2 separate regions of the Homo sapiens genome follow, and region 2 is linked to region 1. Evidence: chromatin loops called from intact Hi-C (ENCODE). Cell type or tissue: heart left ventricle. All regions are shown on one strand. Links, peaks and the distances in the headings refer to the core of each region. The heading gives the core; the rest is flanking DNA. Region 1 overlaps RASAL2 (RAS protein activator like 2). Region 2 overlaps RASAL2 (RAS protein activator like 2).

What was found. Peaks named below come from ENCODE experiments on the same cell type or tissue, not always from the same donor. Only the 100,000 strongest peaks of a DNase experiment are listed, where the experiment ranks them.
Region 2: a loop joins it to region 1, with 2.0 times the contacts of the local background. A loop is called at or near these places in 25 of 110 quality-filtered maps.

Annotation. Positions count from the first base shown.
Region 1 is chr1:178,167,136-178,182,910 of GRCh38, forward strand. The region is part of intron 1 of RASAL2 (RAS protein activator like 2); the gene reads left to right. Among named protein-coding and RNA genes, the nearest start is that of RASAL2, 81 kb to the left of the region's middle. In heart left ventricle, for the core only: no CTCF peak of the experiment used is centred there; no DNase peak of the experiment used is centred there; H3K27ac peaks cover 882 bases.
Region 2 is chr1:178,096,683-178,112,457 of GRCh38, forward strand. The region is part of intron 1 of RASAL2 (RAS protein activator like 2); the gene reads left to right. Among named protein-coding and RNA genes, the nearest start is that of RASAL2, 10 kb to the left of the region's middle. In heart left ventricle, for the core only: no CTCF peak of the experiment used is centred there; no DNase peak of the experiment used is centred there.

The sequences.
Region 1 (15,775 bases), core at 6,843-9,342:
TCTTTAGGCTTTAATAATATGTACAGTAAGAGTGTTCATAAACCACTAGGTTTTGTGTCTTATGCTATTTAAACACAGCACATAATGACTGTGGACTTTAAGTTTAAATTAGAGAGACAGACAGATAAAGCAGTAACAGAATCAGAGAATTATGATTTCTAATTGGCTACTGTGAAACTTCTTCATATAAGTGATTTTACTTGTCTTATTTGTTGATATCTGTAGTATACAAGATAGAAATAGTTTCAAATATAAAGCTGTGCTTACTTTTCAGATAATGAATCAAAATAATAAAATTTCAGTTACTTAATAGAGAATACTATTTATAAATAAGAGATTGGCATTAATTTGATTTTTCTTTTTAAAGTACAGTTGATCTTTGGACAAAATGGGTATGGGGGTGTCTATAATACTCCCTGCCTTGCAGCCAGAAATTTGCATGTAACTTTTGTCTCTTCCAAAACTTAACTACTAATAGCCTACGGTTGACCCGAAGCCTTACTGATAACATAAACGATTGATTAATATACAAATAAACTAGTATTTACATATATTTTATCCATTGATGACTTGCCCAACTTTTTCTTTTCTTTCTTCCTTTTTTTTTAAATTTCTATGCTACATGGTTTGCCTGCATGTTTTTTCAAATTGTCACAAATCTCCAAAAATTTTCAAATACATTTATTGAAAGAAACTCACATGTATGTGGACCCGTGCGATTAAAACCTGTGTTGCTCAAGGATTGACTGTTGTTGTGTGAGGAAAGGATAAACAGATCACTGCTTTTAAGGGGGAGTGCAAGGTTTTAACTGTATCTAAGAGCATTTACAAAAATAACAGTTCTTCTTGGATTAGAGCGTGTTTTCAATATTAACTAACAACCAGATTTTCCTCTCAACTTTGGAAACTGCTGAGGGTTAGCTTGATTCATGGCACAAGCAGATGGCATCCTGCTTCTGGCAAAACAGGCAGAAAATTCCTTTAGCACCCACCTGCATATGTTCTAGTCTTTATAAAATCCTGTACACTTTTAAACTTAAATACTCTCCCCAGTTTTAACAAACATTTATTGAAGTTGAAATTGAAGATAACACACAAATAACTAAGATTTAGTCTTATTTTAGACCCTGTGAGAAGCCAAAAAAAAAAAAACTGTAGACCAGAAAATATAGTATTTTATGACTGCACAAATACTACATATATTATATGAAGATGTAGATACATATCCCCAAGAAGAAAAGTTTATCAGAAATATTACTACTATAAATCTTTTTTTTTCCGTTTTATACCTTTAGCTTAATTTCTAGAGGATTGTTTTTTGTAAAGTACTTCATGAAGGTTTGAAGTTTGTAATCAGAAGTTTTTACTGGTAATCTATGAGGGCACTGCTGTTTTGAGTATGATATTCTCTAGACCTAAAGTCTCATTTTAAAATTTGGAATTGTGGTATGTACCATCTTTATGTGGCCTGCAGAATCTCAACAATAGCACTGCTAGCTCTGTAGGCTAGTTGAAATGCACACCGGGCTGTGTGTTTGTGAGACTTTTGCTTACAGGCTTATGTTCAATCTCACAGCAGTCAGTGGGACTGTCTGCACCATCACATGAGAGGTGGGTTGTGAGTCACACAGCATGAACTCTTTATAGCCACTCTTATTCCTGTTCTTTACTGTGTGGAATTTTAGAGTTTGTCACCGAGTGTTTTGCAGCTCCTATGTATACACCAAAGTCTAATTTTAATATGTTTTTGAACATATTTGATAATGTTCCAGTTCATTGTAGTTGTATAGATTTATTCATTTTTTAACTGCAAAACTGTTTTTATGTAACATTGAAGATGTCCCGGACAATGAAAAAAGATCAATGAAGTTATCCTTAGTTTTCATCTTTTATTGAGGCAGTATTTATTGTGTGAGAGCAATAGAAGATATAATCTTTGATTATGAAACTTTTTAACATTAATATGCATAGTTGCCTACTTTTCCTTTAAAAATGTACCATTTGTCAATTTTCTGACATTTTTATGACTACCTACTTACCTAGTACACGAAAAAATACTCCTAATGTATAGTCTTTATATTTGAATATTTCCAAGTCTTATTTAATTGTGGTGGTTACTTTCTTCCCTCTATGATTGACAAGTTGTATTCACATAACTTAGAGAAACCCCAGGGGATCTTTGGCGACACTTCGTATTAGAAGATTGTATTTCAAGGAAGTGTTCATTTATTTTTACATCTCTTTTAGATAAGATATATAAAATACATCTGGTTGACTTTTCAACTGGCTTCATTTACTCAGATGAGTTTATTTTTAAAAGATGTTCTTTTTAATCATTACAATTGACACTAATTGCTTACCTTTGGGTATGTCATAAGGATGCTAACTATTAAATGGTCCAAGAGATCATTATCCTTTGAGGAGGTACAAGCCAAGAGATATGCGGAAGTCTTATTGGTCCTACTTGTGTCACGTTTATTAATTGAAGAGTACTCTTCACAGTTTTCAAGTTTGTACCTTTCCCAGCCGTTCTATTTATTGTTGAAATTATCCTTCAGAACCCATATGCTGAGTTCTGAATGTAGACCACAGTTGCATTTCTATTTAGAGCCTTTAAAATGAAGGCTGTGGTATTTAATTATGTGACAGTACAGTTTTAAAATGAGGGTGGAGTTAGGTGTATGGGCCTTACCAAAAAGCAACTTGTAAAAATTATTAGGGTGTTTACACTTGCCAGAGAGCTGCCTTCTTAACATTCCATTTTATACTTTAAAGAAATACACATCATGGAAGAATGGGAAGGTTTAAAACATTAACAGTTTGGCTAAGTGATTATGAATACATTTATTTCCACTTAATTTCTTCAGTGTATGATTATATCCTTCTCTATCCTCCCCATTCTCATTTATTTTAGATTTTATCTTTTCTTGTTTGATTTAAATTGCTCCTTATTTCTTAATAGGATACATTGAAAATAGGCAATCCTCTCTGTTACTTGGTTGCTAAAAAAGATTCAAGACATTTGAAAGTGGATTCTTGACCTGCATTTATAGGAAATATGTTGTTGACTGGAGAACCACATATTTGTGAAGTAGACAAAAAAGTTTCCTCTCCCTATTTTAATATTTATAAAGATACAGCAAATTGTCCCATGCACTAGCTAAATTGAGATAGAGAAATTCTGTGGTCTTTTCCTGGAGGAAGTATGTAAAGATATATTATATATATATATTTTGGTAGTAGCATAATGGAGGATGCTGCTAATGTGGGAAGAGCTAAGTCATAGTTTATTCTTTCATTGTAGTAAAATATATAATCAGACAAGGGAATATGTAATTGGAAACAGAATTTTTAGGGGGATTAAACTATTTAATATTTATTCATATGTATAACTATTTAAATATTTTCTCCTTTTTATAGCATATTTTTCAAGAGGAATTCTTTGGTGGTTTTTACTTGGAGGTGGTTCTTTGTTCATTTCTTAAAGTTGTTTTATTTGCTCTTTTTCTCTGAAGGACATTCTATTTATTCATATTTCATGGTCTTTTTATATATATTATATATCCATGAGCTCTTATCTATCTATAACTCTTTTTCAGTTCTTTAGGTTTTAAATATTAAATATTTATTCATCAGCAATTCAACATAAATGCATGTAGTCACACACATGAGGCACATACATACCAGCCCAGGTGCTTTTATTTAAAGTTATCAGTTCTTTTTGTTTTTTAGTTTTGTTGATTTGAGTTGTTCATGATTTCATTTCTTCCTTTGTCATTTCTCACTTATTTTTTATGAAGCTTTGTCTCAGCTGGTTTGAATGGGGGCACCGAATTCATTTCATTTAAATTTCTTGGCATATGCTCTTAATTCAGTGTAAGTTTGCTTGTCTTTATGTCCTTAAGTTAATTAATAATTATTAATCAGCAGTCAGTAAACTTATACACCATTCCACGTGGGTTTTCCTTGGAAAATTCCACAGAACGTATGGAGTATTTTTATCCGTATTATGTCTGTGCCATCCAAAAGTAATTTCTACTCCTTAAGACATGAGTTGAAAAGAAGAGGAATGAAACATTAGGCCTTTTAAATAATGTGATCTCTCAGCACATTGTACCTGCTCACTCTTATTTTCACAAGGGTACTGGTTTTGTTTTCAGAAAGAGACACCAGTAGTTCAGGCAATTTAACCAGTAACTGGTTCCTGTAAACAGAGTAAAGGCTAACTGCAGACTGTCATATATATTCCGAGTAGCTTTCCCCACAAAAGAATAAAAGTAATTGATACTTGAGTTGCCTGTTAAAAATATTGGGAAATTCATATTTTTGAAGCCCTAGTAGTTAGTAGTTTTGAGGGAAAAAAGGACTAACCATTTTGAAAGTGAGCCTATTCAGACAATATTTTACTTGTATAGTTGGGGTGCACAGGTTGGTGTGGATTATATTCCTGCTATAGAGAATAGGTTATAAATAGTTTCTGTGGCAAAGTTCTTTATCCAGTACTTAATATAAGCTATTTTAATGAGGTGGCCTATTTGGAGATGTTTTATGAAGCTTTGGCCTAAGGGATGAGGTTGGAGGAGAGAGATTTAAGACTAAAGTGTTAGGAGTAGTAACCTTCCCAAATTTTCATTGCTTTCTGTTTGGCAGTCTCTTATGGGAATATACCATGAGTAACCATCTCTACAAATTTGCCTTCTTACTTGGGTCTGTCATTCAAGTATTTTCAAAAGGATTTATCATGGCTAATATGTTTTGAATTAATAAGTTTATGGGTATATAAACTTGATATGTTCCTGGAGAGCTTTTTCATGCTCTATTTCATATGTTGCCTTACCAACGTTTCCCTTTCCTTTTTTCTCTCTCTGTTCTTCCTTTCCTTCCATTCATTCATTCATTGATAGTCCTTTTCAAACCTTGGGCCAGGACAAGGCCTAAGTTTGAAACTGTTATTGACTGTTACCTGTTTGGAGAGGTTGTCCATGAAAAATTAATAGGAGATGAAAGACATGTCTATTTCATGAATTTGCAAGTCCTTCATACCATTTTACCATGCCATCTTTTTCACATTGTTTTGTAAAATCAATTATATCTACAAATTGGCCCAGATAATAGTTTGTCAAAGGTTAATGTGAGGGGAATGGCTGCCTCTGACTGTGGCCTAAATAATGTGTAGAAATGGTGGTGGTCTCAGTAGAGAAGCTGGCTGTAATCCCAGCCCCTAGCATAATGAGATAGATAAAAATATTCTACAAATTAATCCTGTAAGCTACCATTGAATATTCTGTTTGTAAAGATGTTTAACAGGTTTTTCATTTAAATCTAATATTGTTATCCCTAGATCAGTGGTTCTCAATCCTATCAGACCTATTGCCCGCTTGTTGTAGCAAATATTTTGTGATGCTCTCTTTAGCCTATCCTGAAGTAAAATTGACATATAGTGAAAATCACCTGAACATAAGTCAAAAGTGATTATATAGTAATACCTAAGTAATATAAATGAGAAATAATAAGGAAAATAATTTAGAATAAAATAATTTGTATTTCAGTATGTAAACACTTAAGCATATACACTAGGAGACATAATGAGATAGTGAAGTCCTTGCACCTATGTGTAGAATCATCATAATTGCAGTATTTCCAAATGCAGATTAATAAAGGTATGTTTCATTGGCAGCTCAAATACCACAAATAGTGTTGTCATTGGTGACATGATTTTTCAAAAAGGTCAACAACCTTGGTAAAGTTCCAAACAAAACAAAATACAGACTTCATCTATTTACCTGGTAATTGCATTCCTAGAAATTCAGTGTGTCTTAAAATTGTGTAAAAATATCTTATATTTATGTGTAAAACAGATTTCAGTTTCAGGCTTAGATAATTATAAATGGATTTTCACCTATGTGCATGTGTGGTTGGACGTTTGTCACTTTGTGGGAATATCCATGCATTCCATTCTAACATACGTGTCCATTTCTCCATCCCTTCCTCCCCAGTGTTGTGGGGAGGAGAGAACTCTGCATTTCCATAGCAACCTCTAGTTACTGTAGTAACCAAATACACACAAATTCCAATGTGCCACCTACGGGGGTGCATAGCCCCTATTTTGAACCACTGCCCTGGAGGAATGATCAATGGGAAAATAGTTTTAACAGTCCAGTGTGTCTCCAGTAAGGCAGTGTGGTCTGTTCTTGGTATTCATGTTTCCTGAGATAATGGCCTTTGTCATAGAATGCACAGAATAAATGAAACATAAAAGGCCACCATCACATTGTAATGTACATCTAAATATAGCATTTGCCTTGGTGGAAAGTGTGTATACCTGTTGTTCCTTTTTAGGGCAAAGGTCCTAATTTGGTGTTTGGGTATTCCCTGAAATTACACATTTCGTATGTATGTTCTTGGGTACATTTTTCTGGGGAGATGATTTTCAGTAGATCTGTAAAGAAGTGCCTAAGGTCATGATGGAGTCTAACAGGTATGGAAGGAACCTGTTCTGTTTCTGTGAACCTTAGTGGCACACCCTGAGATTGACTAAGATTCGAGTAGCCTTACCTTTACCACTACTTCTTTCCTTTTTCCTAGAAGTAAGGATTCAAATCCTGAAATCCATTTTTGAAAAATGTAGATTTTTTTGAAACTGTGGCATTAAAGTGCAGAAGGAAAGCTAACATATTGTCATTGGGTCTTTATCCTTTCACATGACAAGAGAGGAATTTTAATGGTTGGGTAAAGCTTTCCAGGATATCAGTTATGAAAAACAAGCTTTTTTTTTTTTTAAAAAAGTTCATATTGTAATCAAGACTTTTCTCCTTAATTCCCCCCTCCCCACTATTAGTTATTTCCATATTTAAGACTATGATTCATACTCTATGAAAATTACTTTTAAGTGAGGCAGTGACATTAGGACAGATTTTACTTAGTTGATGCAGCCTCTTCCTTTTGCTTGTTACTTATTCTAAAAAGTTTTCAAGAAGAAATTTTGTCCCCTAATAATTTAGTATGATATGAAAAACGTATTAGCATATAATTTTTTTTCTGTCCTTGGAAAATGTCAGCAATATTCTTATACCTTTCTCTAAATGCTTAATTTAGGTCTTATAGCTCTTTTCCTAGTAGTCATTTTAGAATACTATATCTGTGTCCCTCATCTTATGTCTTTCTATATCCTAATTATTTGGGAGTTGGGTTCAGACTTCTTTCAATATTTGTCATTTTTTATTTACTGTCCAAGATTAAAGTTTGCATGGTAATACGGTTTCCACTCTGTTAAGCTGGAAAATTTAAAAAGCTTTCATCAACTTTTGCAGAAACAAATGCTGTACTTTTCTAACACATGAAATTGAGTGATGGCCTAATATACACTTCTAAGCAAGAATCCTGTGGAAGAAGAAGAGTTAATGGGTACTTTTCTTATCAGGTTGGCACCTGATAAAATGAGTTGCATAGGTTAGATGAAGTTTAAACTGTTTCTAGACCAAATTCTCTAAATGTTGGAGATGAGTTATTATTAGGTCAGTCAAGAAGGCCACAGATAACAAATGAGAGGCTAATTAATTTCCTGCTTCCTGCTTCTGCCTCTGGATTTAAACAGTGTAGAGTGTTCATGCACGAACCCTTTGACTTTGGCATTTACTTTCCAAGGACAATTGAAGGCAATAGCTGGTTCCTTCATGTGCTAAATTCAGCTCTTTCCTGAGCTTGCTTTAAAAAATAATCATCCTTGCCAGATTGCAGCTTGTGAGCTACCTGTTTTCAAATTGGTGTAAATTATTGTCAAATTGTGATTGCTATGTATTGCTTACCTAGGTTGCAAGAAGCTTTTAGACAAGTTTTACTGTAATGTACTAAGATGAGATAGAATCATATAGTACATGGCAGATTACTGGGAATAAGGAGGTCCTAGATTTTAGAACTAATGTCACTGAATTGACTATTGCCTTTGGAATTAACTACTTAACAAAATTATCTTAACTATTTTAGTTTTCTCATTAATAAAATAGGAAAGTATTATCTTAGGTCCCTTTCATTGCCATGATTTTGACATGTGTTTTTTTCCCTTATAGTTAAGTTATGGGAATGATTAATGCTGTTAATTTAACTTTGAACATTTTTATTAACTTTTTTGGGGGGAAAAGTCGTATATGAGAGTAGAAAACATTGTGATACCTGCAAGGGTTTATGATGAAAGGGAGATCTACGTCTTCTAACCTAGACTTCCAAATTTCACAGGACTCTCCCAGAACTAACAACTGTTGGAACTGTATCCATCCAGAAATATTCTGTGTATATACATGGTTACGTGTGTGTGTGTGTGTGTGTGTGTGTGTGTGTGTGATAACTATGCCCTTTTTTCACCAATTAAACGTACTTATTTAATTTACTTAATTTACTTCTTTTAAACTTTTTAAAATTTCAACAGCTTTTAGTGTACAAGTGGTTTTTGGTTATATAGATGAATTGTATAGTGGTGAAGTCTGAGATTTTAGTGTACCCATCACCCAAGTGGTGTACATTGTACCCTATATGTAGGTTTTTTTTTTTGTCTCTCACCCCACTCCCAACCTCCGCCTTCTGAGTTTCCAAAGTCCATTATATATCACTGTGAATGCCTTTGTGTACCCATTGTTTAGGTCCCAGTTATAAGAGAGAACATATGGTATTTGGTTTTCCATCCCTGAGTTAACTTTACTTAAAATAATTTTCTCCAGTTTCATCCAAGTTGTTGCAAAAGACATTATTTTGTTGTTGTCGTTGTTTTAATGGCAGAGTAGTATTCCATGGTGTATGTATACCACATTTTCTTTATTCACTTATTGGTTGATGGGCACTTAGGTTAGTTCCATGTCTTTGCAATTGTGAATTATACAACAATAAACATACATATACAGGTGTCTTTTGATGTAATGACTTCCTTTCCTTTGGGTAGATACCCAGTTAATGCTATTGCTGGATGGAATGGTAGATCTACTTTTAGTTCTTTAAGAAATCTCCATACTGTTTACCATAGAGGTTGTACTACTAATTTACATTCCAACCAGCAGTGTATAAGCATTCCCCTGTCACCACATCCATGCCAACATCTGTTGTTTTTTGACTCTAGTTGTGGCCATTCTTGCGTGGCCATTATTGCAGGAATAAGGTGATATCTCCTTGTGGTTTTAAATTGCATTTCCCTGATGTTGAGCATTTTTTCATGTTTCTTGACCATTTGTATATCTTCTTTTGAGAAATGTCTGTTCCTGTCATTTGCCCACTTTTTGATGGGATTTTTTTTTTTCCTTGCTGATTCAAGTTGTTTGTAGATACTGGATATTAGTTGTTTGTCAGATGCATAGCTTGCAGATGTTTTCTCCCATTCTCATAGTTCTCTTTCACCGAGCTTAGACGCAGCCTCAGAATCTTCTTAATACTTGCTTTGGACAGACATAACCAACTCATCAGAATTAGTAACTGTATGTTAAGCCATATTTGTTGCATTTTTTTTTTTTTGAGAAAGAGGGAGAGAGAGAGAGAGACAGACAGACAGAGAGACTCCCTCCCTCATTCCTCCAGGCTGGAGTGCATTGGCGTGATCATAGCTCACTGTAACCTCAAACTCCCGTGCTCAAGTGATCCTCCCAGCTTAGCCTCCTGAGTAGCTGAGACTACAGGCGTGTGCCACCATGCCTGGCTAATTCTTTTTTTATCATTTTGTAGAGACAGGGTTTCACTATGTTGCCTAGGCTGATCTTGAACTGTTGGCCTAAAACTATCCTCCCACCACAGCCTCCCAAAGAGCTGGGATTACAGGCGTGAGCACCATGCCTGGCTATCAGGTGCAATTTCAAAATTCTATTTCAGGGATTCTATTTCAGGGATTCTTTATACAGAAAATTAGTCTAAATTTTGCTAGTTCCAGAATAGTCTTCAGCTGAATATTTTCTTTAGTTGTTTAAAGGAACAGTGGGTAACATGAATAGTTGTGAGAATAGTACCATGAATTAAGTGTGTGATACTGCCTGAGAATTAAAATTGCCATGCTGTTTGGAAAAACATAAGGCCTGAATTACGTGTTTGGAGTTTAATACTTTCGAATGGTTGCTGTAGGTTTCAGTATGATCTTAAGTTATCTGGATCAGTGTTACTTGGGATTCAGCAATTATGCTGTGATCTTGAATTGCATCTGATGTTGATTTATATACCTTGCAGCTTAATTTGTAGTAATCTATGTATATAATTCATTAAATATTCACTTACTATGTGCCAGAGACCATGCTACTTGCTGATGTAATAATGGTAAGCAGGGATTGACAAGGTTCTTGCTCTCAAGGAGCCTGAAGTTTAGGTTAAACAGACAAATGCATAAATATAAACTAGTAAGTACTGTAAAGGAAAGAAACATGCTTCTAATAGAAAAAATATATTAAAAAGGAACAGTACCTTCACTGGGAAATACAGGAAGACTTCTCTGAGGAATTGATCTTTGAGTTGGGATTAAAGTGGAAAAAGCACTGGAAGAACATTCCATTTTGAGGGAATAGCATGGGAAGGTCCCCATGGAATGAAGAAGGATGATGTATTAGAAAAACTGAAGGAAGGGGATAATGCTGAGCCAGGAAAGTAAGGAGCCTAGGCAGTGTAAGATGATTCCAGAGAGGCAGGCAAGGGGTAGACCTACAACTATAGTATAAATAACTAACTTAAATGACTATAGAACATGATAATTCTGAAACGTTCTGTAAATAGTTTTTGTAATTAATAATGGATAATGCCCTACATTACAATTATGTTTTAGACTAGAAAAGCATTTCCCCTCTTGATAAAGTTTCAAACTATTCAGTGGAGAAACTTGAATCTCCATATTGTAGGGGTTATTTCTCTTTTGTGATTATAGTTTTCAAATTTCGTATTGAGTGTTGCTTACTGAATTGAGTTTAGAATCATCAGTTATCATAAGACTTGTGTCATTAATAAAAATGCAGTTTGAGTGCTTCTTAACACTAGTCCAAACATTTAGACGTAAGATCACCATAAAAAAATTCAATAGGAATAATAAATCAGCATCAGAGGATATGAGGGATATGAGGGCCTAAGTGGGAAATGTGTGTACCAACTTAAAACAAAGAGCTTGAAAATTTAAAAATTACTTAAATAATTTATTTCATTTATGTGATGTTAGCAACATGATGATAATCTGAAATGAAGACCTCACATTCATTTATGGGGGCCAAGGTAAAAAAAAATCATTCAAATCATTACTTAGTGAAGGGAGGAAAAATAATATATTTCTAGACAGATTCGTAACTATTTTTTTCCTCTGAGATACTTTGGAAGCCTCCATGTAATCTTTTTTATATGAGATATTGCAAGTCAATTTATTACACATAAATTATAGTTGAGGGATTTTGCTCAAATTTCTGAAACCTTAAAGAATTGTGAAAGCCTCAAACATATATTACTAAATTATATACTAAGTTACCTATATGTATGATTTCTCCTTCGCAGTGCTTTTTCCAGTGCTTGTGCTTTTCTGAATTCGTGCCAGCTACTAGTACTCAAACAGTTTGTTTTTATGGGATATGTAGTAGTGGCTGACAACTTGAACACAAGAGATCATAATTAAAAAGAAACCTGGAAAATAGGAGAAGATGCAAAAAGAAGATTGTTCTCATTAATTGAGGAAAAGTATATGGAATTCTGTATTAATTCTTTTCATTTAAAAATCCTAAAGGACCCGGCACCTCTACTAAAGTTCAATTGCTTTATTATACTTATACATGAATGACTGCATTACTTATTATTTATGCTCTACTTTCATATAGCCAGATTTCATTTATAGTACCATAACTTTTTGCTATATACCACATACTAAGTGCCTTTTATGTGACTAGAATTTTGCTAGGTGTTTTACTGATATTATTTGAAGTCCTTACAACATATTTGCAGGGTTGGTGTTATTAGTCCTGTTTGAGAGAGGTGGAAACTGAAGCTGATGATGTGTTGGTGAATGTTTTAAAAACTAGTTCTTTGGGGTAAAAGTTCTGATTTGTAGTGTTTGCTGATTTCTGTGGTGTAAATATTCCTGTTATGGCTGATTTCAAGCTACCAGCCTGAAGTCAGTGAAGGGGATTTGGGAAGAAGAGATGAGCACAATTGGTTCTCCAGCCAGTGTGATCTGGTTCTGAAACACCACTGACTGAGGCACATAAAAATGAAGTAACTTTTCTTTGATAATGCCAACATTCACACTTGTATCAGTCTAATAATTCTAAAGACTGTGCTTTTTCCACAATACTCCTTTTCTTTACTGGATAAAAGAGTAGCGAAGAGTCCACCTCTTCAACTTGAGAAGGGAAGAAAGAGGTAGAGGAGATAGAGAGGGTAAGAGAAAGGAGAGAGGACAGGTAGTGAGCAAAGTTGAGGGAGGAAGAAAGGAGCTTTTAGATTGAAGATTGAGAGCAACTGATGTAGATCGTTTGGAGGTGGAAGAAGAAAAACAAGTCTTATAAAGTGATAACACAAGTTTTATCAAAATGGCAGCAGTCGGCTGTGTTTTTGTCACTTTCAAGAGGACACCTAGTATATAGAAATGATAATAATGGCTACCACAACTTAAGGGGAATTGTGTTTTGACAAGCTTCCTGCAACTGATGATCTATTCTTATCACTGTCATTCATACAACTTCAACTAATGACCACACTGCTACACACAAAGCAGCTCAACAAAGTAGCTAATCTAGATAATAAATAACAATCTTGTTCGTACGAAATAGAAAATAACCATAATTTTCTGAGGGTAAAAAAGCCAACTATGCCATTGTACATTCAACGTTTACAAAATTTCTTGTTGTTATAAATAACAAGGGGAGAGGAAGCTAGTTCCAGAGGACATCTGGAATGAAAGATCGTTCACTGGAATTTTTTAGAGTTTGATTATGAAATACTTATTAATCTGGATTCTCTAATCTACAGTATAATCCTGTCGTTGTATGTAGCTTTGAGATACATAAGGTTTCAGATTAAAAAGTCTTTCCATATGTTTATAACCAGTCACATAAAGGTCGTGTATTTTACTGAAATGTTTTGAGTTATCTTAATGATACTTAGCTTCTTTCATAAGGCATATAGTCACAGTTGAGCTAAGTAGCAGGACACACAGGGAAGACAATGCATTATTAATTTTAGAAATCTTTCCCTTTACCATTCTTGCAAAATTAATCTGATACTAAAATATGATACTAAGAGGCTGGGCATGGTGGCTCATTCCTGTTATACCTGCACTTTGAGACGCCAAGGCAGGTGGATGGATCGCTTGAGTCCAGGAATTCAAAACCAGCCTGGGCAACATGGTGAAACCTCATCTCTACCAAAAAAAAAAAAAAAAAAAAAAAACCCACAAAAAGTAGCCTAGTATGATGGCGCGCCTATAGTGCCAGCTTCTCAGGAGGCTGACGTGAGAGAATCGCTTGAGCCTGGAAGGTGGAGGTTTCAGTGAGCTGCGATCACAGCACTGCATTCAAGCCTGGGTGATGGAGCGAGACTGTCTCACACACACACACACACACACACACACACGATTCTGAGAAAGAAGAAAAGGCATTATTGCGACTCTAACCACAATTTTTAATTAGCCTCTCAGCTAGTAGTATCTAGAATTTTTATGCACAAAATACTATAATAATCCTGAAAAGTTACTTTACTTAAAAAAAAAAACCCACAATTTATTCTGTATACAAATAGCCAAAGACATAATTGAAGCTGGGGAGAAGAAACCACTGAAATTTAATTCTGCTTCTCAGGTTTCATATCACATAAGAAACAGATACACATTTCTTCTAAGTTGTTCGACCTAATGACATAATGCTATTCATAACATTTTCTTATCCTTTTAGTGTTTATGGAATCTGTAGTAATGTCCCCATTTCATTTATGATATTGATACTTTGTAGCTTGTCTCTTTTTTCCTTGATTAATCTGGCTAAAGATTTTTCAGTTTTATTAATCTTTTCAAAGAACCAGCTTTTTGTGTTACTAACGTTTTTATGATATTTAAAAATAAATATTAATGATAGAATAGTTTTTGATTTATAGAAAAATCACCAAGATGGTACAGAGTTCCCATATGCTTCACACCCAATTTCCCTATTACTTATATTAACATCCTTATTAATATGGTACATTCATCATACTTAATGAAACAATATTAACCATTATTATTAAATAAATTTCCTACTTGATTCAGAATTTTTTTTTTTTTTGAGGCAGTGTCTCACTCTGTCACCCAGGCTGGAGTGCAGTGGCGCGATCTCAGCTCACTGCAAGCTCTGCCTCCCAGCTTCACGCCATTCTCCTGCCTCAGCCTGCCGAGTAGCTGGGACTACAGGCACCTGCCACCGTGCCCGGCTAATTTTTTGTATTTTTAGTAGAGACGGGGTTTCACCGTCGTTGATTTAGATTATTTTTACCTAACATTCTTTTTCTGTTTCAGGATGCCATCTAGGATACCACATTTAACTTTGGTTGTCATATCTTCTGAGATCCGATCCATCTTGGCATCTTGGCTGTGACAGTCTCTCAGGCGTTCTTTATTTTTTATGACCTTGACAGTTTTGAGGAGTATTGATAAGGTTTTGTAAAAGTACCTCAACTGGGATTTGCAGTTTTTTTTTTTTTAATCATAGTTAGACTCAGTTTAAGGTTTTTATTTACAGGGAGACACAAAGGTAAAGTGCCATTTTCATTACATCATGTCAAGGGTACACACTATCAACATGACTTAACATTGTTAATGTTGATCACCTTGTTGAGATAGTGTTTGCTAGGTTTCTCTGCTGTAAAGTTACTTTTTCCCCCTTATTTCCATTCTGTATTCTTTGGAAGTCACTGTGCTCAGCACACTTAAGGAATGATGTGTTATATTCCACCTCCTTGAGGGTAGAGTGTCTACACAGATTACTTGAAATTGTTCTGCACAGATTTGTCCACCCTCCTACCCCATTTATTTATTTATTTATATCACTAGACTCATGGATATTTATTCATACCTTGCATTACTATCCAATAGTTCTTTATATATTCTATCACTCAAATTGTTCTAGCTTTAGCCATTGGGTACTCTTTTAGTTGGATCCTTGACCCCATCATTGTACCTTTGTTTGAATATATCCTTACTTTTTGGCACTACAAGATGCTCCAGGCCCATCTTACATATTTCCTGTTCCAGTCCTGTAATGAGCCATTTCTCCAAAGAGCCCTGGTTCCTTTTATTGGAGAATAATATTAGAAGTCATGATCTAGGCACTAGGTATGTTTGTTTATACTGGGGCATCGTTGCTTCTAGGTCCTCTCTGCTGACAGAGCAAGAAATTAAATGTGTTTATACTGATTCGTGTATATACACATATTGATAAGCATTTCTGTATGTGACCACCTGTATCTATATAAGCTAAATGTAAGTTCATATTAATGTTTCTGACTCTAATCCATTACTATCTGGATCATTCTACCCTTCTCCCCTGGCATATCTGTAAACTCCCACTCCAACAATTCGAAACTTGGACTCCCACTCATTTACTTATTTTTTCAGTTCCAATACATGTATACAGTTCCACTATACATGTATAGTGGTTTTCAGAATTGTTAATCCATATCCCTTTGGGAAACAGCTTCATCAACTAGAGCAGCAGTCCCCAACCTTTTTGTTTTGTGGAAGACAATTTTTCCATGGACTGGGGTGGGGGTGGGTAGGTGGGGGAAATGGTTTCGGGATCAAACTGTTCCACCTCAGATCGTC
Region 2 (15,775 bases), core at 7,294-9,793, 70 kb before region 1:
CATACCATGCCTTGCATTTTTGTGACCAATTGCAGACTTACCACTGCATTGTAACTTTTTTTGTTTTCTCTATCAATTAACCAGAAGTTGTTTTTATTTATTGTTTAGTATTGCTACTTTCCTTCCTCTGAGGCAGCTCATCCTGGATACTATTTTGTTGTCTTTAGTTTATGTAAATATTTCAGAACTATTGGAATGACTCTTGGCTATGTCCTTAGCTAGTTTTAAGTTGCCTATTGTATGAACAGGGTGTATGTTTGAAAACTTTGAAGTAAAAACTTTGAAATAAAAGTAATAGAATGTAGAAAAACAATTTGGAGAATACAGAATTTTTGTTTTTCTTGTTTCTTGTCTGTGTGTTCAAAACCTTCGTTGTCTTGGATCACCTAGGTTCTTCTCACAATTTAAAGAGACTTTGATGAGTGTAGTCTAACATGTTTCAGGGAAATCTACAAATTGGGAACCTAGTCTAGAGGATACAACTAGAAGCTTAGAGTATTGGTTTCATTCTGGCTTTGCCACAAGTTGGTTGTCTAATTCTGGGCAGGTAGTTTTAACTCATGGCCTCTAGGTTTCAGCATAAAAGTGGAATCTGGAGTAATTGGTATCTGTGGTCCCTTTTAGCTTTAAAGTTGTCTGATTCTGTGGCTTGGCCCATTATTTTACCTGCAGGTTGGCCTATAATCTTTATCCTGGCTCTTGGGGCCAGGCATTAACCAAGCCCTTAACTTAATGCATTTAAATCATGATTGTCAGGGAATTCTGGGGAGCAGTTTTATCAAAAGGTCAGTGAACTGAGTTTTCAAAGAAGATATATTGAAGGCAGATGTTTATTTATTTGGAATGTTTTCACAAGATAGGAAGATGAGTATGGCGATGTTGCTTAGGTCTAGTTCATCCAGTTTTGAGACCTAACCTACATAGCCATGTGGGTTCTAAAGGTAGGATAATAATAAGGAACTTTATTAAGTGCAATTTGCATCTCCTGCAATATACTTCTGTTTGAAATCATGATGGGAACAAACAACAACAGAAGTAACCCCCCAAAGAATATCTTAACAGGAACTTCTAGAAACAATATTTTATTAGTTTGCCTCACAAAATTTGAAGACTAGGCACTGTTTTGAGTTTCTTGTTGACAGGTTTGGCTCCTTGGTTGATAATACATATATATTGTGTACATATGTATATATTGTCATAATACGTATACTCAGGGTTTTGTGTATTGCCATGATTTGGAAAACTTTTCTGGAATATGTTCAGAGCTTTATAATAGGTGGCTCTATATTTAGAACACAAACTAATGCACATTTTTGAGATGTGGCTGAGAGAAAAATATTTGTGCTGTCTGTCCTAATCTTCATTTCCTTGTAGTTGTAAAATGTTTCATTTGTTTTATTCCAGTATTATAAGTTGTGCCCATGCCTTGTCAAGACTATAAAATTTTTGATATCAGGGAGCCTTGTTTATCTTTGTATTCTTATCTTGCCACCCCCTTCATTGTCAACTTGTCTGCCAGATTGGTACCTTGCTCATAGTAAGTCAGTGTCTGTTGTATGTTGATCCGTTTGTCCTTTGACCATCCAGATCTCAACCTGACTGACTGTATGGGTGGTAGAGTAGCTTAAACAAAGGCATGCCACAAACAGCTAAATATGGATACAGAATCCAAGAGCATCAAATGCAGAACATTTTTCAGATATTTATAGCCTCAAAGCAAAGTCAATTGGCTGAAAAAGCTCAGCAGCATAGCGAAAGGAAACGGGAGTGGCAAAGCCAGCCTCACTGTCTGTGCTTTCTGGTAAACAATGAGAACATTAAAATTAAATACTTTACCATGAATGGATGGGGAGTGTAGGACACTCTGGGAGAAATTTAAGATCCCAATCTCTAGGATTGCCTGCGGTGGAGCTCTGCACTCATCAGTATGACAGGTCTGCAAGTATGTGCTCAGATATGCTCTTGGAGAGTTAGAAGGGAAATATAATCAGCACAAGAAAGGGATCAACAAGAAATCTTGTACTTTTAAATTTTAATATTATCAGAAGGAATTAGGTAAAATATTCTGTTAAGAAAATGAATAGCATCAACATTATTACCATTAAGCTTGTATACAGCTCATTGTTTATTGATAACAACATAGGGACCTGCTGGAAAATTTCAAAGGGCTAGTACTATTTAAGCAAACAGAAGAAAAAGGGAATTAATCATACTTCATTAAGTACCTTATAATTCCAGAAATGTGGCAGTGGGAATTCGGTAAGAATTAATAGAAGTTCATATTCAAGAAGTGAATATGAGCTGATGAGACAGAAGTCATATCTGGTTGTATTATATGATACTGCTTACGCCTCACCAATTAAGACACAGGATGAGATTTTTAAAAGTTACGTTTCTAGAGGTTATGTCTCTAAATTTATTTAAAATGTTGCAACTAGTATGGCTAGAAGAAAATCAGTGAGTGTGTATAAAATACATCCCCAAACATGTTCATGTTCCTTAAATGTCTTAATTTCCTCAGGTACTGTTAATTGAATCTTTACACCTGAGTAGTCATATTTTAGAAATTTTTGGAATCTTAAGCTTGAGTTCAATACTTAGGATGTGGCATAGGCTTGTTGATGTATTAGTTTCCAATGATTTCCAAATACATTAAAACACATTAAGAATAGACAGTTTTTCATTGAAATCAGAGAGAACTTCTAAGAATGCCTAGGCATGTACTGTTTAAGTGACTTTAAATAGCCCCCTTTTTTCTTCTTTTGAGAGAAAATTTGTATGTCTTATTTAAATTGTGTGCTCTATTAATGTAGGTGATAGTTTCATTTATAACATCTTAGTATTGTTCTACCCTCTATCATGTTGGTTCACTGCTATTTGATTTTCAAACAGTGAAAATATTTTTAAGGAATAGAATTATACATCCACAATCTCTTTTCCAAAACCATTTGGACTAGACAGTTATGTTAATATTTCTGCAGTTAAACAAGTGAATAGGCCGGGCGTGGTGGCTCACGCCTGTAATCCCAGCACTTTGGGAGGCCGAGGCAGGTGGATCACTTGAGGTCAGGAGTTCAAGACCAGCCTGGCCAACATGGTGAAACCCCGTTTCTACTAAAGTACAAAGAAATTAGCCGGGTGTGGTGGCATGCACCTGTAATCCCAGCTACTTGGGAGGCTGAGGCAGGAGAATCGCTTGAACCAGGGAGGGGGAGATTGCAGTGAGCTGTGATTCCACCGTTGCACTGCAGCCTGGGTGACAGAGTGAGACTATCTCAAAAAAAAAACAAAATCATACCAAGTGGTATAAAGACTATAAATAGCCTTATGTCAGTGCAGGTCAGACTTTACTGCCAGAAAAGTTGCATACAGTCTTTTGCTTTTCAGAGCTTTTTTGATTTAGGAATTGCAGATATGGAATTGAGGATCTGTACAAATCTTCAGACATAAATAATACAAAGTTCTAGAACACCCCTCTTTAAGAATAGTTTGTGTGGATATCCTTTATCTTTTTCAGATAATAACATTTACTGAACACATTTTTAAAAATGGGCCGGGCGCGGTGGCTTATGCCCATAATTCCAGCACTTTAGGAGGCCAAGGTGGGCGGATCACCTGAGGTAAGGAGTTTGAGACCAGCCTGGCCAACATGGTGAAACCTTGTCTCTACTATAAATACAAAAAAAAAAAAAAATTAGCAGGGCATGGTGGCACATCTGTAATCCCAGCTACTCGGGATGCTGAGGCACGAGAATCGCTTGAGCCCAGGAGGGAGAGGTTGCAGCTAGCTGAGATCGTGCCACTGCACTCCAGCCTGGGCAACAGAGCGAGACTCAGTCTCAAATAAAAAAAAAAAAAAAAAGTTGTACAGTTGTGTTTCCTACTATAGTGAGTGAAATTTCTGTGGTTTGCTAAGAAAAAGAAAAGAGATTCACATGACATAGTAGGCTTTACCAAGATTATTAAGGAAATGGTGGCAAGGTAGTGGTTTCGGATCCTTTGTTTCATTAGAAGGAAGGATGAGGTAAGTTGAAATAGAGGGTTTATGTAATTGTTCTTTGCAGTTGCTTTCTTCAGTAGCACAAAGTGATTTGATCACCTTTTAAGTAGGTGAACCACAAAAAAGCATTCAACTAATGACAGTTAATTCAGAAAAACTTCAGCTGTTTGCTCCCTTGTCCCTCCCTATTGGAAAAACTTTTAACTAACTAGAGAGTTGTTTGGTCTTGTTAACCAGGAGGAGGAGTTTGAAGTGTGCTAAGGGCACTGCTAAAATTGCTTCACCCTATCTTGGTAGAGGGATAATTGCTGTCTGATGTTTGTAAAAACACCTTTCTTCCCAAAGGCTGTCAAGTACTTCTTAAGGCTAGCATGTAGAAAACCCTTTTGCAAATTTCATGTAGTTTATTTTATAGTGAGAGGGCAGCCCATCAAGAAGTAATGTGGTTCACAAGTAGAAGGGAAAAGAGAAGTCTTGAGGCCCAGTGCAGTGGTGTTAGTGAGTATACAGTAAACAAAAGAAATAAAAATTGAACCCTTAAAGGCATAAAAACATTTCATTTGCTAGACTATGATACAGAAGTTATCACTTTCCTAATCTCTACAGCTGGGTTCAGATATGAGCTGTCTGAATTTTACCTTCCCTTACCAGGTGTTAGTAACATCAATTAATTGTCTTTGTTGGCTTTGCTCATAAGGGTTCAGTTTAGATCCTGATTGTATTTTTACCCCTCCATAAATTATCTTCAACATTGCTCGAGTTCCATTCACATTGTGTCACTTGTAGCAGACTTTCTAAAAGTACCCCTTACCTCCATCCCTGAGTCTAAGGGATTGGTAATACTTATAGATATTGATTGAGAGAGTGAAAATTTAGTGAGGGGAAAACATTCAACATAGATAAGATAACAAAATTCGGAAGAGTAGTCTGAAAAGTTAAAATGAAACCTTAAAGTCAATAGTTTTTGATATTTTTCAAAGCAATCCTTTAGGTTTTCTCATTGAAGAAACTGGCTCAGGAAGTTTAGCTTATTCCCAAAATTGGAGACAGACTCCACAGTTTGTCAGGATTGGAACTCTTAACCTCAGATTCCTTAGCCTCCTGATTTAGCTTCTAGATCTTGCTGCCTTCCCTTAGGGAGATGGCCTCTCAAAGCTGAAGGTCAGGAAAACTCGACAGTGAGAAATACCAGATTGTTAGTTTCACAGTCTTTTAAGGGAAATGCTGGAAATACCATTACCTAGGTAACAGAAAACAAAAATGGACAAAACATCCATAAAGTAGGAGGATGAAAATAATTTCATAGTAATCCTTAAGAGATAGACCAGAGGACAGATGAGATTTTTTTTTTCATATTTTTCCTAAGCTTATTATGCATACTTTTTTTGGTGCTGTGATTGGAAGTGATGTCTGAAGGAAATTTGAATTTCATATATGATGCTTAGAACCCTGAATAATACCTAATAACTTTGTACCTTCCACTTGAATTTCTAACCTCTGATTCCTGTCATTAAAAATTAATACCCTTTTTCTGATTATGAATATAATTTGTGCTTAACATAAAGAATTAGAATTTTAGGAAAAGCCAAAATTAAAATCATTTGTAATTCTACCTCTTAGAGATAACTATCATTTTTTTTTAAATATTATATTTTAGAGACGGGGTCTCATTCTGTTGCCAAGGTTGGAGTGCAGTGGCGCAATCATAGCTCATGCCCAGGTTGGAGTGCAGTGGCGCAATCATAGCTTACATATTATCCATTGCCTGGGTTCAGGGGATCCTTCCACCTCAGCCTCCCGAATAACTGGGACTACAGGAGTGTGCTACCACACCTGGCTGAGATAATTATTCTTTTAATATTTTATTGTGTTTTATTCCAGTCTTTTTTGTGTACAGATTTTTTTGTATTAATACATATTTGGTATCAAACTGCATATATTTTACATTCTACTTTTTTTCTCTTAAGTGTATTTTCTCATGTTATTGAAAACATTAACACATTTTTTTAAATATGTTATTTATTTTAAAAAATAGGTAATATATTCCTTTGTTCCAAAATTCAGAGTATAAAAAGATATTCCATGAGCTCTCTCTTACTCTTCCTCCCTGCCTCTACAACTTGCCATCTGGCAGGCATGGTCCCTCTTCCCAATCAATAAATACTTGAAATTGTTATGTATCTTTCCATACCTATTCCACGTGCATAGAAGCAAATGTAGAGATAGATAGATATGTAAAAATCCTGCCATAAGTGGGATCCAAGAAATCTAGTTTACAAAAAATTCAGGGTTATATTTCTGTGAGGTTAGTGAAATGACCAGAACAAACCTGCAAATGAAGTTGGCCATGAGTTCTGGGGGTCTGGAGCCGGTAAATTGCTTTATATCTGAAATGATATCATAGGTTTTTACTGTATATATGCATTTTTCTCTATTTTTACACGTATGATAACCCATTAGAACTGATTTTTATCTGCACTTTGAGATTGCTTCTTCTTTCTTCCCCCCGCCCCTCACTTATTAATGTATCTCAGATATATTTTCCTTTCATTTTGTAAAGAGGTACCTCATTCTTTTTATGGCTGCATAATGCCTGAATTAATCATAACTCATTTAATTATTCCCCAAGTTTTGCTAGTTCAAGTGATTTTGCAGTGAATGATCTTGAGTATAAGCCATTTTGCTTGTGTATGAGCATATCTGTAAGAAAAATACATAGAATTGCTAGGTCAAAGGTACGTGTATTTGTAATTTTGAAAGATATTGCCAAATTGCCCTACCTGTCTGTACTTCGCCCGCAATATATGAGAGTGCCTGTCTCCCCACACATAATGAATTATCACGAAATTTTGGATCAGACAATCTGAAAGGTAAAAATGGTGTCTTAATTTAATTTTTTTTAATATCTTTTACATTAAGTGTGATTGAACATCTTTTCATTTTTAAGAGTCATTTAAATATAACCTTTTCTGTGAACTGTACATACCTTTTGCCCATTTTTATTGGGTTCTTGGATCTTTTTCTTAGTGATTTGTAGGAACTATTAGTATATTAAGCAAAGCATACTAAGGAACTCTTAGTATTTAAGTAAAGAACCCTTTATCTGCAACAGTTGCCAGTATTTTCATTTTTCTTATGGTATTCCCCCCACCCTTATGAAGAAATGATTCTTACACAATTGAATGTATCGGATTTTTCTTTTATGGCTTTTTGGTTTTATGTCAGAATGTATTTTATGTTAGAATGGGCTTTCCTGGGAGTTCTCTGGACCTTTATTTTGTAACCTCAGAATAGGAAAGCCCATTCTTTTTTTTTCCCCCTCTACATACACTAAGTACCTAAATACCCTTGGGGGACAAAAAAAAGAGTGGGCTTTCCTGTTCTGAGGTTATGAAATAATTCTCTCTTGGTTTATCTAGTACTTCGTTGGTTTTATTTTTTACATTCAAATCTTTAATCCAGTCTGGTATTAAATATGAGATATGGATCCAATTTCATTTTTTGAAAGATGGCTTTCCAGTTGTCCTACCATCATTTGTTGAAGAAACCAGCTTTTTCGCACTGATTTAAGAAGACTTCTTTATTCTATACAAGATTGCCATTTATATTTTGGGTTATTTCAAGATTTTCTATTCTGTTCTATTGGTCTGTTTATATTCATGTGCCAGTATCACACAGCTTTATTGTTGAGACTTTATAATATGAAAATACAATTTTTAATGACTAACATTATTTAACCATTATTCTATTTTAGATGTTAACATTTTTCAAAAAGTTTAACACTTTACTGATTTGTCTTTGTGCACAAATCTTTGATCCAAACTTCTGAATGTTTTCTTATGCTGAATTCCTAGAAGAGTATGAAATGTTTTTAAAGGCCTGAGATTTAGTGCGAAATTGGTGAAACCTTCCTGGAAAGTAATTCCTGCCTCTAGTATGTGAAATATGGCTCATAATTTTAAGTTCTACTGCTGTGTTGCTACTTTCAATGTATTAAAATCTTTTTACATAAATTTTATATAATACCTTAAACGTTACTTAGCACATATTAAATGCCTTGAGTCTTTATGCCTTTAAGACTGTCCTTCAAAAACTTAGTTGTTGTTTAAATGGTACTCCTTTTTATTAATGGCATATTTCCAAGTGAATGAGGGAAGGGCGGGAGTATAGACTCAAAGCAATTGGTCTGCTAAAGGTCAAATCCATGACCGTGACCTTACTTGTATTATGTCAGACCCTCCAACTGAAATAACTTGATGCAGACATATGTTTTAGGTATTCTAAGAAGCACACAGTTGGTAACTTTTATCTCAGCTAGAAGGAGTTGACATTCATGAAAGTTATTTTGAACATGATTTGAATATAGTTTCATTTAGTTTTACCTGGATGAGTGATTGAGTTGTATGTCTTATATAATACTGTGTTAATGACCCAGTTTTATAGCATGGGATTAATTTAGGTATGTTCTGAGGAAAGTTTTTCATAATGTTAAACAAAGCCAAATCCAAGTAATGGCAACAAGAACTAATATTAATGATTAAAGTAATTTAAAATCTTTTCTTCAGAAAAAATAATGGCAGGAATAGGAATAAGACTATGGAAAAAATCATATTTTATATAGACCGTTAACAAAGTTAACCAAATTTTCTTTTACCATTTAGCTGTTTAGCATGTAATACATAAGCATAAGCTTGTCTTGCTAGGCCAGAAAGGAGCAAACTTAGAAAAAGAACAAACTGTTTTTAACTTTTAACAATGACTTAAAGTAGTTTGAAAGTGAAATGAAAAAATAATCCCTTATCCAGTTAATACTCTGGAGGTTTGTAGGAAAATTTGTTTAATTCGGGCAGGATAGAATATGCAAATATCTTGCTCCATAAATAAGTACTAAATAATGAAGACATATGAAGGATATGATACAGTGGGAAAGTATGGCAGTATTTTTGTCAGTTTTTGAAGTGTATGAAATTACTAGACACATTCTCTTTTTGTTTTTTGGGGTTCTTTTTTTTTTTTTTGAGACGGAGTCTTGTTCTGTCACTCAGGCTGGAGTGCTGTGGCTCTATCTTGGCTCACTGTAGCCTGGACCTCCCAGGCTCAAGGGATCCTCCCACCAAGTAGGTGCTACTTCAGGTGTGCACCACTGCGCCCAGCTAGTTTTTTGTTTACTTTTTGTAGAGACGAGGTCTCACTGTGTTGCCCAGGCTGGTTTTGAACTTCTAAGCTCAAGCAATCCTCTTGCCCCAGCCTTCCAAAGTGCTGTGATTATAGGCATGAGCTGCTGTACCCAGCCACGTTTTCTTTTTGAACTCAGTAAAAATCAATTGTAGTTTTAAAGCATTTTACTAATTTAGTTCATGGAAACATGAAATCGCTGTAGATGACAACATTATTGTTAGGAGTTAATCTATAACTCTGTTGCTCTGAGGGATACACTGACAAGGTGAAGATTATTCTTGTTTTGTTTTTCTGTTCTTGTAATGAAATTTTTTTAATGTCATATTTTATGTAATAATTTTCCAAAAAGGATAGCATGTACACTATCTCCAGGGTAGTGACTGACAGCATAAAAAATCTCTTTGCCTGGCTATAATCTATATTTGCATGTTCCAGTTTGTGCTGAAGTATAGCATATCCACAATTCCTAGATTTCCCTCCATGGTTCCCTTAGGCTTGACTGTGTACAACTTTATGTGTATTTGTAAATTTCAAGACTGCCCTTGAGTGAGGAAACCCAAGGCCTTTCTGTTGCATGTTCCTATTTTGAAATGGCTGCTTTTTGTCCAAGTGGTTGCTGATTACTCTGTATCAACGTATGGACCTTGAATAAGATGGTCAGTACAGTAGCTACCAAGTAACGAAAGATATGTTGTAATGTCTAAAACAATGACTTTGCTTTTAATGTTGTCTAGTTTTATAAAGACTTCATGGTTTTCCTTTTTATAGAAAATAAAATTTATATTCCTGTTTTTGAATCTAGCTTGATAACATGATTAAGAAAAAATGGTATCATATGGTGATTTCTATTGAAATAGAAAGATACCCCAGATACAGTCGATTTCTTCCTGTTTTGTTCAGGTCAGAAAGTCTTCAGTCATTCTTTTGCAAGTTCAACCAAAATAAGCTTAAGAGAACATTTTCAGTTATTTGCATTTTAGGTTGTAGTTTTGGTCTATACTGAGATTGTCATGCCAGAGTGTCACCTTGAGAGAGGCTTGACTTTGTAATATCTATTAGCTGATCATCTTTCTTTTCCTGTAGCTTAACTAGCATAATAAATTTCCTCATATATATCCAGTAATATTATTCTGTTTACCTGTGAGCATATTGTATGAAATTATATGTTTTTACAGAGTTGCTTTTTCCCTACAATCTTGAAAAACCTTGCATTTTTTTCTGTCAACAAACTTATTAAACATGATAAGTCATTTCTCCATTTTATCAGGGAAATAATTGTGAAAAAGTTAGTGACTCCTAACGATTCTTGGTGATGTGAGATGATTACTATTTGACTCCCAATCCAGTAGTTTCTTTTGAAATATTACCCTCTATTATTGAAGTTCACATTTACTGTTTTAACATATTTGTGTTAAAATGTATTACAAGCATTTTTGTGCTTTTCTAAGTTGTCTTAGAATTTAACAGTATGTCTTATCCTATCTTCTCTGCCTCTTTGAGACCCATGTGGATAGTAACAGATATTGAGTTCTTTGGTGAACTGCAGGAATAAAAGTGAGGATGCTAGATAGAGTAACCAATAAATTATTTTGTGTTTTTTTTATTATGGTAAATATAGCAAATTTTCATTTTAAGTTTGCTATATTTAATAAGTATACAATTTAATGATATTAAATACATTCATAATGTTGTGTAACCATCACCACTACCTATACCCCAAATGTTTTCATCATCTTCAAACTTCCCATTAAACAATGACTCTCCCTTTCCCCTCCTCTTAGCAGCTGGTAACCTCTATTCTTTCTGTCTCCCTGAATTTGCCTATTCTAGGTACCTCATATAGGTGAAATCATACATTTGTCCTCCTGTGTCTGACTTATTCACTAAGCATAATGGCTTCAAGGTCCATTCTTGTAACATGTATAAAAATTTCATTTTTTATGGCTAAATAAATATTCCATTGTATGTATAAACTATATTTTTTATCCATTCATTTGTTGATGGACATTTGGGTTGTTTCCACATTTTGTCTGTTTTGAATAATGCTGCTATGAGCTTTGGTATACAAATATCTGTTTGAGTCTCTGCTTTCCATTCTTATATACCTAGGGGTGGAAATGCTGGGTGTATGGTTGTTCTATGTTTAGCCTTTTGAGAAACTGCCAGACTGTTTTGGTACAGCAGCTGTATGTACCCTTTTACATCCTTACCAGCAATGCACGAGGGTTCCAGTTACTCCACTTCCTTACCAACATTTATTATTCATTTTTGGTTTAACCATCCTAGTAGGTGTGAAGTGATATCCCATTGTGGTTTTTATTTGTATTTACATAATGATTAATGATATTGAGCATATTTTTATTGCTTATTGGCCATTTGTATATCTTCTTTGGAGACATGTCTATTCAAGTCCTCTTTTTTGCATGAATTCTCAGTAGATGTATTGGTATTTTTTAGATTGTCACTGATGGTGTTAATTATTCTACATATTAATCTTAACTCTGGTAACTGTGACAGTCATGAGCATGATGATAATGATGATAATGAGAAAACTTGTTGAGTGTTTGCTGTGAACCTGGCACAGTTCTAAGTGCTTTATGCCTGTTAACTTATTTAATCTTTATAACTACACTATCAGGTAAATACTATTGTTTTTCTCATTTTATAGATGAGGAATTAGAGGCATAAAGATGTAGAGGAACTTGTCCAACATTATACAGAAAGCAAGTGGCTGATGCGGGATTTGAATCTAGACAGTTCCTCTCAAATCTGTGCTCTTAATCACTATATAATTTGACTTCTCACAAATAAAGAATGCAAATAGTTATTATAAAAAGTATTCAGTATGATGTTTGTTAATTTGTATCCCAATCCTGTAGTTTACCTGTGAGTTTTATATTAGCACCATGACTATAAAATAATGACATTGTTATGCTTGATACGCTTTGGATGTCATAATTTACAGAATATTTTCATCGAGTTGTATAAGTTTTATTAACCGTAGATAACATGAGGAAGCTCTATGTGGGTGAGCCATTTGAATAGTTTTGTATTTAAAAAAGGTTAAAGTCTGTTAGCTCTCTAAAATTCATGTATTTTTAGCAGTAATATAAAATATGGACTTTTTTTCTATAAAAGCATGTCTTTCTATGCCTATTACTTATGTTTGATCAAGCCAGTGAGACTACTGATAGTTAAGAAATCACACAATCTTAAGAACCACAAGTTGTATTCATCTGGGACATAGCTTTATTTACTCCAGGATTTATTCAGGTGGCTCTCTACTTTAATATTAGTAATTCTAGGAAAGAGAATTCACTTTCACAGAAGCAGGTCAGTTAAAACATTGCTCAGAGCTTAGCCCTACAGGAGATATTTTAGGACATTGATAGAATTCACAGTTTTTTGTTTTGTTTTTTTTTCCTAGATGAGGGTCTTACTGTTTTGCCCAGGCTGGTCTTAAACTCCTGAAGTCAAGGAATTCTCTTGCCTCAGTCTCCCAGGGAGCTGGGATTATAGGTGCATGCTTCTCTACTCACCTTCACATGTTCTTTTCTAAAAGCTCAGGAACACTGTGGGCTCCTAGTGAGCCTAGTTCTCTTTCTCTAAGTTCCTCTTGAGCCTGACTATACTTATGGTACATATGCTTTATAATTCATAATTTATATCCCAGGGTTTGTATTTCAAGGACTCAGAAACTTAAAGTATGATTCATACACACAAAACTGTGAATCAGTTTTGAAATTTAACTCCATTTCTTACAAATAGGTTGCAGTTCTTAAAAATCTGTGATTCTGTTTTGGCCAGTTTAGCAATGGGAAGTGAATTACAGTATTTCATTCTGACCAATTCATATATCTTTTTAGAAACCAGATTTAGGCGAGGCATGGTTGGCTGACGTCTATAATCCTGGTGTTTTGGGAGGCTAAGGTGGGAGAATCTCTTGAGGCCAGGAGTTGGAGACCAGCCTGGGCAACATAGTGAAAACCTGCCTCTACAAAAAATAAATTAGCCAGGTGTTGTGGCCCGCACTTGTAGTCCTAGCTACTTGGGAGGCTGAAGCAGGAGGATTGCTTAAACCCAGGAGTTCAAGTCTACAGTGAACTGTGATCCTGCTACTACACTTCAGCCTGAGCTACAGAGTGAGACACCATCTCTAAAGCAAACAAACGAAAAACCGGATTCAATAAGAAAATTGCAACAACAAACTACACATCTTTAAAGTGTAATTTGATGTATTTGAAATAAGTAACCATGAAACCATTACCACAAGCAAGAAAATGAACACTTACTTTGTCTAAAAAGTTTCTTTGCATCCCTTTGTAATTCCCCCCTTTCCCCAGCCTAACACTAGACAGCTACTAATCTGCTTTCTATCTGTATAGATTAGTTTGGATTTTCAAGAATTTTATGGACATTAATCCCTCATTATTTACCAGGGGATTGGTTCCAGGGTCCCAACAGATACCAAAATCCTCAGATGCTGAAGTTCCATATATAAAATGGCATTCTATTTGCATATAGTTTAGGCTTATCCTTCCATATACTTTAAACCATTCCTAGATTACATAAAATAGCTAATACAATGTAAATTCTATGTGAATAGTTTTTATACTATATTTATACAGTGTATATATAGTATATATAGCATATATAGTGTATATATATGCTATATATACTATATATACAGTGTATATATAGTATATATAGCATATGTAGTATATATATGCTATATATACTGTATATATACACTATATACACTATATATAGTGTATACATATATATATATATATGTATGTATACTGCAAACTCCACCTTCCAGGTTCAAGGTATTCTCATGCCTCAGCCTCCTGAGTAGCTGGGATTAAGGCACACACTACTATGCCTGGCTAATTTTTTGTATTTTTAGTAGAGATGGGGTTTCACCATGTTTCCCAGGCTGATCTCGAACTCCTGAGCTCAGGCAATCCGTCTGCCTCAGCCTCCCAAATTTGGGATTTGCTGGGATTACAGGATTGAGCCACTGCACCCGGCCATACTGTATTGTTTTTTAAAATTTGTATTCTACATTTTTTATAGTTGTGTTTTTTTCTTTTTACGGAATATTTTTGATTTGCAGTTGGTTCAATCCATGGATGTGGAATTTATGGAAGGTCAACTGTAAGTGGAATTGTATGATATATACTAATTTTTTGTTTGGCTTCTTTCAGCATATTTTGAGATTCATCCATGTTGTTGCATGTATCAATAGTTAATTCCTTTGTATTGCTGATAGTATCCCATCGATATTCTACAATTGTTTGCCAGCTCGCCTTTTGATGAACATTTGAGTTGTTTTTAGTTTTTGACTATGACAGATAAAGTTGTTGTGAACATTTGTGTACTAGTCTTTGCGCACACCACCACACCTGGCTAATTTGTATTTTTTTGTAGAGACAGGGTTTTGCCATGTTGCCCAGGCTTATCTCAAACTCCTGGGCTCAAGTGATCCTCCTGCCTTGGCCTCCCAAAGTGCTAGGATTACGTGCATGAGCCACCATGCCTGACCTTGTTTAATATTTTAAGAAACTGCTGAATTGTTTTCCTAAGTGGTTGTACCGTTTTCCCACTAGCAGTGTGTGGCAGGTTCCATTATCACATTTTCCTACCAGCAGTGTACGTAGGTTCCATTTCCATGTTTTCCTACCAGCAGTGTATGTAAGTTCCATTTCCACATCCTCATCAATACTTAATTTTAGCCATTTCAAGAGGTGTGCAGTGATAGCCATTGTGGTTTCAATTTATTCAATGACTAATAATGTTGAGCAGCTTTTCATATGCTTATTGGATATTCATGTATCTTTAGTAAAATGTTCAATCTTTTGTCTATTTTATTTTATTTTGTTTTAAGATGGAGTCTTGCTTTGTCACCCAGGTTGTAGTGCGATGGCATGATTTCAGCTCACTGCAACCTCCGCCTCCCGGGTTCAAGCGATTCTCCCACCTCAGCCTCCCGAGTAGCTGGGATTACAGGCACCTGCCATCATGCCTGGCTAATTTTTGTATTTTTGTAGAGACAGAGTTTCACCATGTTGGCCAGGCTGGTCTTGAACTCCTGACCTCAGGTGATCTGCCTGCCTCCACCTCCCAAAGTGCTGGAATTACAGATGTGAGCTACCGCTCCTGGCCTCTTTTGTCAATTTTAAAATTGATTTTTTCTTATTTATTGTATGAAGTCCTCATATATTTTGGATATGTCCTTTGTCAGATATGTGATCTGTAATTATTTTTTCCTCATTCTGTGGCTGGTCTTATTCTCTTAAACCTTTCAAAGAATTAAAATTCTTAATTTTGATGAGGTTGATTTATCCCTATTTTCTTTTGCTTTCGTGGATTGTACTTTTGCTATTTTATTTAAGAAATCATTGTCAGCTGGGCACGGTGGCTCATGCCTGTAATCCTAGCACTTTGGGAGGCCAAGGCGGGTGGATCACGAGGTCAGGAGTTCGAGACCAGCCTGACTAATATGGTGAAACCCCGTCTCTACTAAAAATACAAAAGTTAGCTGGGCGTGGTGGTGTGTGCCTGTAATCTCAACTACTCAGGAGGCTGAGGCAG